Regions from separate parts of the Homo sapiens genome. Here region 2 is linked to region 1. Evidence: chromatin contacts called from ENCODE Hi-C data. All regions are on one chromosome and are shown on one strand. The core of a region is the stretch at or near the end of the contact, and the rest is flanking DNA. Distances in the headings are between cores, read along the strand shown. Region 1 holds the start of ASB2 (ankyrin repeat and SOCS box containing 2). Region 2 overlaps BTBD7 (BTB domain containing 7).

Region 1 (4,618 bases), core at 1,199-3,698:
TTTCCTCTGGGTCACACTGCCTGCCCTCCACAGGCTCGAGTCAGATGCTTGAACGCTGTCCCTGCCTTTGTCAGGAGAGTGTCTGTGCTTTAGGACATCAGCGTCTGATCCCATGGGGCATGGTTCCCACTGGCATGGCTTTCAATGTGTGAATTATTCTGCCCCCAAATTGCCAGGTGATCTCAGAGAAGGCACAGAACCTCTTGGGGCCTGAACTAGTAAATGAGGGCTCTGAACACCAGGATAGCCAAGAGTCCCTCCAGTTAGAGGGACCACAATTCCCCTGTAAGACAGAATCTCAGCCAAAAGGAGCTTCTGGTCTGATAAACCCAAGAACTGGGAAATGACTTGGGACTACATTCTTTTGTAAAGAGTGAGGTAAAAAAAAATTTAGTTTGAATCTGTTTTTCTTCTTTTAAATGGAAACAAAGACAAGTGGAAAGTCAGAAAAAAGTTCACGGGTAGCACACGAGAGCTGAGGAGCATGCAGCTGAGACCGCAGTGAATATTTGGTGAGTGTCTGGGTTGATTATTACTACATATCAAACTACCTCAATCCCCAGTGGCACGAAACAATCCTTTTATCATAGCTTGTGGTTTATGGGTCAGGAAGTTGTGGGTGGTTTGTCTCTGCTCCACGTGGCATTAGCTGTGGCAGCTGCAGGTGAAGGATCCACCTCCGAGAGGGTGTCTTCACCCCTCTGCCTGGTGCTAGATGCTCTGGGGGCCCTGGGTGTTGCTTGCTTGGACTTCCTCACAACATGGCAGCTACAAAGCATCTCATGACCTAGCCTTGGAAGTCTCAGGACATCATTTCCACTGCATTCTATTGTTAAGTCCATCACTAGGCCACCCCATATTCAAGGGGAGGGAAGGAATAGACACATCTTGGATGGAGTTTGGGGTGTGTATGTGTGTGTGTGTGTGTGCATGTGTGCATGCCCATGAGGCAGAGGGCAACCTAGGAGGGGCCTGGCCTGGCCACAGCCCACCTTCCAGGTCAGATTGGGAAGGGGCAGGTGGTGGGCAGGAAGTAGAGGAACCTGTGTTTTGCCTCCAGCAAGGAGCCCAGGAAAGCAGCCCGGCCTCGGGGAGCCGTCCCACAGAGACGTCTCTCGGGGAACATCCTACTGGGTAGCAGAGTCTCCAAAAAGTAAAAAGAATCTGACAGCCCCTTCTCTGCCCTTCTCCTACACTCCCTCCATAGCACATGGGTCTGGAAGGGGCTGAACTTGAGCTAACTTTGAGGGCCACCCAGCCACAGTGGCCTGGGAAGACTGACCCAGCTGGGGTGATGAGCAATTTGGCAGGTACCAGGGAAGCTGGGGGACTGCCTGGGGACCACTGGTGTCCTTCCCATCTTTAGCACCAGTCAGACCTCCAGAACCTTGACTCAACCCCGTGGCACCTTGTATACTGAGATGTATTTCCTTGTGGAATATTCGAAGTGCGTGTAAAGGCATCCTGAGGTTTCCTGAGTTTGAATCAGTGAGAAATCATGCTGTGGCCATCATAAATCCACATCCTCCAAGGGGAATGGGCCACTGAAACAAAAATGATTCTCCCCTTAGAGGAACAGACCAAGTCATGTTTCTGGACCCCTAACTCTGAGGCATGAGATGTGAACACACGGGTGGGAGAGTAGGTGCCTGGCCATGTCCTGTCACATCCCGGATGCTCAGTGCATGTGGCTGTGTATGTGTTGTCTTTGACATTTGACCTATTCCAGAAATGGGACGTTCTTCCCTAGACCAGGAGGAAGGGCTCTCTTCTGTTGTATATCTCTGCCCAGGGCTTGCCCGCATGCCTCTGTGTTTGTTTGTTGGCTCATTTGTACCCTGGCCCTTTGTATCCCCAGCCCCACCCCACAGTATCCAGCAGCCAGACACCTGCTATCCCCAAATGCTGCCACAAGCTCAGCACCAAACCTTGATTTCTCCAAAGCCCTTTTACGTCAACTCCTTCATCTCCTCTCTCCCCTTCTTCCCTTCTCTTTCACTCCATCCTCTTCCTTCCTGCTGTCTTGCCTTCCCTCCTTTGTTGCCTTTACTTCTCCTCTTCCCCTTTCTTCCTCCTCCCTTGCTCCTCACTCTTTGTCTCCCAACTATGCGTCTCCTCGTCCTCGTTCCCTGCCTCTGTCTCTGACCCACTGCATCTCTCTCCTGTCTGGCTCTCCCCTGGGTAGTTCCAGAAACATACCCATATATGGCCTCCATGTCAAGGATCACAAATGATGACATCACGTGAGGGCCAAAGCTCCGGGATCCTCTCTGAAGTGAGAGTCTGTATTCGATGCACCCGGAGGAACGGAAGGCAGGATTGCAGCTTCCTCAGTGCAACCTCCAAACAGGAAATCTGAGATGTATAACATCTTATAGTTTGGCTTGTCAACGTTGGTCATGCGGTGGCCCCAAAATAAACTCCCTGCTTCAAAGGACAGCGTTTCAGAACTGCCTGGCAGAGCAGCCAGAAGCTTGGGGCCAGGGCAGAAGGAAAACTCGGGGAGCATGTTCTGAATTAAGACACTTTCAAGAAAATCCTTTGTATTACCCCTGAATTGTACCCTTGTTTCAGAGCCTAACAGGTAATGCATGCTTTCAACTTTCTTATACAGATCTTGCAAAAGATTCTTTGGCTGGTGGGGATTTTCGGCTGCAGTACTTACTGGAAACCGCTTGTAGTCAAACTGTGATGTTGCTTTTCCCTCTCTCTCGTATTTTCTTGAGTTATACAGCACGCTGGTGACTTTCGTTTTGGATGCAATGAACAGAGACTCAGCAATTTGCATGTACTTACCCATTCTTCTGGAGGACTCTGGCTCAGAATATCACTCTGCTGTGCACTTCTAAAAATGGAAATGCAAAAGGACTTATCAATGATGCTATTGTTGGGTCTGTAGGTCTTGGGCGGTATCTGTGTCAGACAAGTGACTTTCAGAAATGCTTTCAGGCCAGGCGCACAGATAGAGGTTTTCATGAGTGGGAGTTAATTTAATGTAGCTGTTGCAGAGTGCCTAGGCATGCACGGTATTGTGGGAGACCATAGCAGCCAAGGTGCCATGTGCTCTGCTTTCAACTGTTTGGGGATTAGGAGAGGAAATGGAGGAATGTTATTTATGTGAGATCCAACAAAGCTGTGGAATGCAGGGATGCAAGAATACCATGCATGTGTGTGCACACGCATATGCATGACACATTTAAGGAGGCCATGGCCTTTGAAAGGATGGGTGGGATGCCTCAGGGTGGAAACAGAGACCTCCAGGTGGAGGAGCAGCTTGGGCAAAGGCAGGGAAGTCAAGGGACCTGGGGTGATGATGGAAAGTGAAATGTGGCTCTGGCAAAGGGTTCTGCATGTGAAAAATGGGGGTGAGGCTAGAAGGGGAGGCCAGAGGGAGAGGCACATCCTTCCAGGCCAAGCAAGAAGTTGGAACACTTTCTGAGAGTTTTTGAGCAGAGGACGGCATGCACATAGCCACATGCATTGAGCATCTGGGATATGAAGGGACACAGCCAGGCACCTACACTCCCACCCGTGTGTTCACATCTCAGGCCCCAGAGGTGGAGGCCCAGAAACATGACTTGGTTTCTGGTGCCTCTAGGTGGAGAATCATTTTCATTTCAGTGGCCCATTCCCCTTGGAGGATGTGAGATTTGGCTTCGGTGGCTCTTCGGGAAGCCAGGGGTATGCACTGGAATGAGGAGGCAAGGAGGCTGGTGACTCCTAGGGAGGGCAGGTAAATGAGGAAGGCCTGAAGCAGGGCAGAAGCTGAGCCCCTGCACAGGACAGGAATGCTCTTCTGAAGATAAGCTTGTTTCGTGAGGCGAGGGCTTGAGGGGGCTCAGAGGGACGCAGGCAGAGCCAGCTGGGGCCAGCACCCCCGCCACAGCCCTGACCTCTGCCTGGGCAGAAGCACCATGAGGCAGACAGTGGCAGATGCTCGAGGCACTTCCAAAACAGTTGGACGGGTCCTGACAGCTGGTGGCAGGCCCATGTGCTGCACAGCGTCCCCAAGAAGCTGGCAGCAGCTCCGCTGGGTGCCATGCTGGTTTGCATCATCTGTTCTTGCACAAACAGGCCGGGTCATGAGTGCCTTGTGGTGGCGGGGGTGGGGGACACTGTCTAACCCACGCACGGTGACCTCACAGTGAACAACAACACAGGCCATACCAGCAAGCCTTTGTTGAGCACTGGCCCAAGCTTGTGTGCAGATTTCTCTCACTGACTTCGGTCAAGGCTACCATGAGTTACAGGTGATCGTTACTCCCATTTTCAGGTCTGGAAACAGGTTATGAGAGCTTAAAAGTCTTGCTTAAGGCTGGACGGCTGCAAGTGTTGGAGTCAGGAATCTGACCTTTTGGTCTGCAAGGTCCACATTCAAAGCCACAGCGTCCTGTGGCCTCTCAAGGTACTGTGGCAGTGGTAAACAGGACCATCGTGCACCCAGGGGAAATGTCTCTGGCACACTCAAGGCATCATAAGGTGCCCGTATATTGTGGACAGGCTAGATCCAAAGAGCCTTCCCAAAGGAGGCACAAAAATATCTCTGGGCCTGCCCAGTGTCCTTCCATTTCTGCGCTGCAGAGGATCAGGCTGCCCACAGGAGCCAGCTGTCACAGGA
Region 2 (5,035 bases), core at 1,986-4,485, 660 kb after region 1:
CTTAGCACATACTAGGTGCTCAGAAAATATTTAAATGAATGAAAATTCTTATTTGAGGGAGAGAGTGTTTTGATTAAATTCTTCTCAGTACCTTTCATGTAGTGTGTCAGTAAATGCAGTAATGTTTTCATGCCTACTTATTATACAAAGTGAAATTTTTATGATCAAGTTAATCATGGTTACAAGCTCATTTTTTATAACCTCTCTTAATTCCTTTTTGCCCTATACTGCGTAACGGTATCACTTTGCAACTGTAAAAACTAGTGCTTTGTAGGCCTCTTTCTCATATTATCCCTCTGTGAACTGTTAAAATATAGATCATTTTTAATTAGTTTCTAAAGGGTATGTAGGAAATTGTATAAAATAAAATTATACTAGTAGATGGACTCTGATCATTTATACTGTTTAACCTTTTAACAAATTACAGAGGTGTAATTTCTCTGTGTGTAGAGGTTTTTTAAAGTATCCCATATTTTAAACCTTGACTGTTACCTCAAAAAAAAAAGTGGTTTATCTGTGTCCAGTAGTCACATGGTGGATAATGATGTAAGGCATGCACATTGTGTTCATGTGTTTGTTGGAGAAGTTGGAATGTCATTATACTTCAGTAGACTTTTCAAATGAAAAATCTGAAAGCTACTTCTAGCTGTAATTCTGCTGTAATTCTCAATCAGGTCAGTAGACAGAGAACCAAAAAAGTCTTCCTCCTCTCTGAATGTTCTTGCCAAAGCCTGACTTCTTTGATTAATCTTTCTTTTCTGTATTCCTTACACTCTATTACAGGGCTTCTCAACCTTGGCACTCTTGACATTTGGGGCCAGGTAATTCTTTGTTGTGGAGGACTGTCCTGTGCCTTGTGAAATGTTTAGCAGCATCCTTGGCTTCTACCTGTTAGAGGCAAATAGTATCCTTCCCCTTTCCCCTGTCCAGTTGTGGCAATTTGAAATGTCTCCAGACATTGTCAAGTGTGGGGGTTAGGGAGGGTGGAAGGGGAGAACAATCACCCCAGTTGAAAATTGCAGCTTTCCTACATCATTCTGTCCACTTACTCATTTGTTTTAATATCTTCCCCTCCCTCTCACACTTACCTTTTCAGACTTCCTGCCTCTCTGCTACTGCCTCATTTCTCTGAACCTTTTTGCAGCCATACTTCTAAAAAAGAATTGTAAAACATCTGTTCTCTCCAAGTTTTCACTTGCAGTTCAGTTTCCTCTTTTGAATTCTATTGAGACCACATTTTTCTAGTTTTCCTCTATCTCTCTGGCCGTTCCATTTTTATTTTCTTTATCAGTTCTACCTAGTTGGACAATGGCATCATCTTTGCCCCTTTCTTTCTTGTTCTCTGTTATTCAACTCTCAAGTCTTCCTTTCTTGCCTCATTTCCTAGTGCTTAATGTTGTCTCTCATATGTGTTGTCCTATTCATTTTTATTTTTTTTGGTAAGAACACAATATGAGATCTACCCTTTCAACAAATTTTTAAGTATACAATACATTATTGTTGACTATAGGTACAGTGTTGTACAGTAGATCTCTAGAGCTTACTCATTTTGCTTAACTGAAACTGTATGCCCGTTGATTAATAAGTCTGCATTTCCCCCCAGCCCCTGACAACTCCCCTTTCACTCTTCGATTCTATGAATTTGATTATTTTAGATACTCACTTATCATTCTGGGTAATGACCAGGCCTAGATAAAGACCTCATATAAGTGGAATTATGTAGTATTTGTCTTTCTGTGACTGGCTTATTTTACTTAGCATAATGTCTTCAAGGTTCATCCATGTTGTCACCATATTTCCTTCTTCTCTGAGGCCAAATAGTATTCCATTTATGTATTTACTACATTTTCTTTATTCATTCATCTGTCAATGGATATTTAGGTTGTTTCCACATCTTGGCTGTTGTGATATCTATTAATTGTTAAGCTGGTCTCTGTATTGAAATCTCCTTGCCTATATTTCTCCATAGTTTAACATCCTGCAAGGACCAGAGCAGATTTTGTCTGTTGTTTTTTGGTTTTGGTTGTTGTTATTGTTAGAGACAGTGTCTCATTCTGTTGTCCAGGCTGTAGTGCAGTGGTGCAGTCATGGCTCACTGCTCACTGTAACCTCAAATGCCTGGACTCAAGTGATCCCTCATCTCAGCCTCCGGAGTAGCTGAGACTGCAGGCACACACTATCACACTTGGCGAATTTTTCTGTTTTTTTGTAACAGCCTGTTGCCCAGGCTGATCTCAAACTCCTGGGCTGAAGCAATCTGCCCACCTCGGCCTCCTGAAGTGCTGGGTTTACAGGCGTGAGCCCCCGCATCTAGCTTGCACCTCATTTATTAAGGGTTCGTTATGAGCCAGGCACTCTTTAAGGTCTTTGGACTATATAGTTACTGAAATAAGACACAGTCCCAGTACTCCAAGAACTTAGTCTGTTTGAGGACATGGAAATTTTAATTCATTGCTCTTACAGAGTGAGTATGGAAATTGAAGTGTATCCCAAACTTTCTGGTAGCATATAGGAAAGGGATGATTTCTCAGTTTGATGTAAACCTCATTCAAGTGCCACTTCTTACATGCAGGCTATCCTGGTCACTACCCAGTCTGATTTGTGTTTTTATACTCTCCTTTACTCAGTTCTCTTTCTTTTCCAGCCCCCAAATCATCAGCATTTCCTATGACTCAACACTTAGCTTTTCATTCATTCTTCTAGATCCTTTTCTTTAGGAAATGGATTTAATTTCAAGGGTTCAGCTGAAACTTTCAAATTTGTAGTAGCTCCAACAAAACATTTTATTGTGAAGTAATACACATACAAAGTACATTAAATAAATCTAACTTAAAAAAACATTATTTTAAAGCTGACATCACTCTGGCCATGAAATAGAGCACTGTAAGTATTCCAAAAGCCCCCCTCATGCCTCTTCCCAATCATAACCACTTTCTTCCTCCTTTTAAAGGTTACTGCTATTCTGATCTTTATGGTAATTTCCTTGCAGATTTTTAAAAATAGCTTTATTCTTGATTACCAGCTGAATATTTATCCCAAAACAATATAATGTCATTTTGGGAGGACAGTAGAGAAAGACATTTTATCATATCCCGTTTTGTGCCTGTATTTTGAATCCGCAAGATCACCCCCAGGTTTGGTGAGGAGGAAGCACAGAACTCAACATATAGTATGACTCAGCTAAGAGTTACTACAGCAAAAAAAATACAAAGCGAAAATGCCCATGGGGCAACGTCCAGAGGAAACCAGGCACAAGCTTCAAGAGTCTTATCCCAGTGAAGCCGCGTAGGATGCATTGACTTGTTACAATCCTTGTGAAATGTTGTCTTCCAGGGAAGCTTATAAGAGACTCACTGCCCAGGGTGTTTATTGGGGTATAATCACATAGGCACCCTCTGTCTAGCTTGTACCAAATTCCAAGCTCCCAGAAGGAAAGCAGATATTCAGCATAAACCATATTGTTTGCACAAACAGTTTAGGCATAGTAAATCACCCTTATTAAATAGTCAGGGAATTATGGGAACACTCCCAAAATCCAATTTCCCAGAGACCTGCCAAGGGCCATCTTTGCATGCAGGCCTTTCTAAAGATAGCAGTCTTAGGCCTGCTATGTTGTCTTTTTGGCATAGTACCTTTTGCTGTTTCTGAATTCAAAATTTAAATAAGTAAAAAATCAATTATCACTTTATGTTATGTTCTTTTTTTCTCCACCGTTGTTTTCTTTCCTAATGTATCAAGATTAGCTGGGTGTGGTAGTGTGTGCCTCTGTAGTCTCAGCTACTTGGGAGGCTGAGTGCTGTAGTGCACAATAATTGCACTTAGGATTAACCACTGCACTCCAGCCTGGGCGACATACCAAACCCTGTTTCTCTTAAAAAAAAAAAAAAGTATCAACATTAGCTCAGTGCAAAGGTTGACTACTATGATATGATTGAAAGTATATTCCGGCCGGGCGCAGTGGCTCACGCCTATAATCCCAGCACTTTGGGAGGCTGAGGCAGGCAGATCACTTAAGGTCAGGAGTTCGAGACCAGCCTGGCCAACATAGTGAAGCCCCATCTCTACTAAAAATAAAAAATTAGTTGGGTGTGGTGGCACATGGCTGTAATCTTAGCCGCTCGGGAGGCTGAGGCAGGGTAATCGCTTGAACCCAAGAGGCAAAGGTTGCAATGAGCTGAGATCGTACCACTGCACTCTTTCTTATGAAGGTTTCTGTGATTAAGTTTGGAAAGGATGAATTAAACAAAGTTAAACAGATTTCTTAACTACAGGACTCTTAGCCTTTTCACAGGAATGTGCATGACTTGGTGACTGCCTACATGTCCTGCCTCATCTCACGTTTTTTTTCCCTGACCCACTTTGCTTACTCTGCCCAGATTTAATCTAGTACTAAGGATCAAATTACAATTGTCTATGTTACATGGGCATTTTCTCAGTTTGCCACAGCAATATTATGATCACTTTACCATCTTGAATATGAACTGTCCCTCCATCTCTGCTCAATTACTGTGTCAGAGCAAGCAAACGTTTTTACTATTTCATTCATAGATTCAGCAAAATTTGTTAAGCACCTACTATATTTGCCAGACACAGTTCTAGGCACTGGAGATACAACAGTGAATAAAAGAAAAACCCTGACCTTATATAGTTTACCTTATAGTGGGGAGTGGAAAAAGGGAACAATAATTAAAAATACATGTTATGCCCAGTATGGTGGCTCACACCTGTAATCCTTAAACTCTGAGAGGCCAAAGTGGGAGGATCACTTGAGGCCAAGAGTTCAAGACCAACCTTTATAACACACCAAGACCTCAACAGAAAAAATAAAAATAAATTAGCTGGGCACAGTGGTGCATACTGTAGTCCCAGTTATTCGGGAGGATCACTTGAGCCCAGGAGTTTGAAGCTACAGTGAGCTATGATTGTGCCACCACACTTCAGCCTGAGTGACAGAGTGAGACTGTCTCTATTTTTTAAAAAAAATTAAAAAAAAAAAGACTGGGCATGGTGGCTTGCACCTGTAATCCTAGCACTT

The links. A loop is a pair of places that touch in the nucleus more often than their neighbours do.
Region 2: a loop to region 1 is called in a map with no recorded cell type, with 2.6 times the contacts of the local background. The contact joins the enhancer-like site here to the promoter of ASB2 in region 1. A Hi-C loop is called at or near these places in 2 of 37 single-sample maps with no recorded cell type.

Annotation. Positions count from the first base shown.
Region 1 is chr14:93,974,400-93,979,017 of GRCh38, reverse strand. ASB2 (ankyrin repeat and SOCS box containing 2) reads left to right here and starts at 2,448. Exons shown (of 10, transcript NM_001202429.2): 1 at 2,448-2,584. LOC107984663 (a long non-coding RNA gene) reads left to right here. Exons shown (of 4, transcript XR_001750861.2): 4 at 1-1,593. RefSeq lists an enhancer at 3,396-3,967.
Region 2 is chr14:93,316,216-93,321,250 of GRCh38, reverse strand. All of the region lies in intron 1 of BTBD7 (BTB domain containing 7), which reads left to right. Among named protein-coding and RNA genes, the nearest start is that of BTBD7, 14 kb to the left of the region's middle. Within about 2 kb of position 3,235, at least 4 of the 41 ENCODE cell types and tissues checked have a DNase peak (open chromatin) inside an H3K27ac peak, as active enhancers do.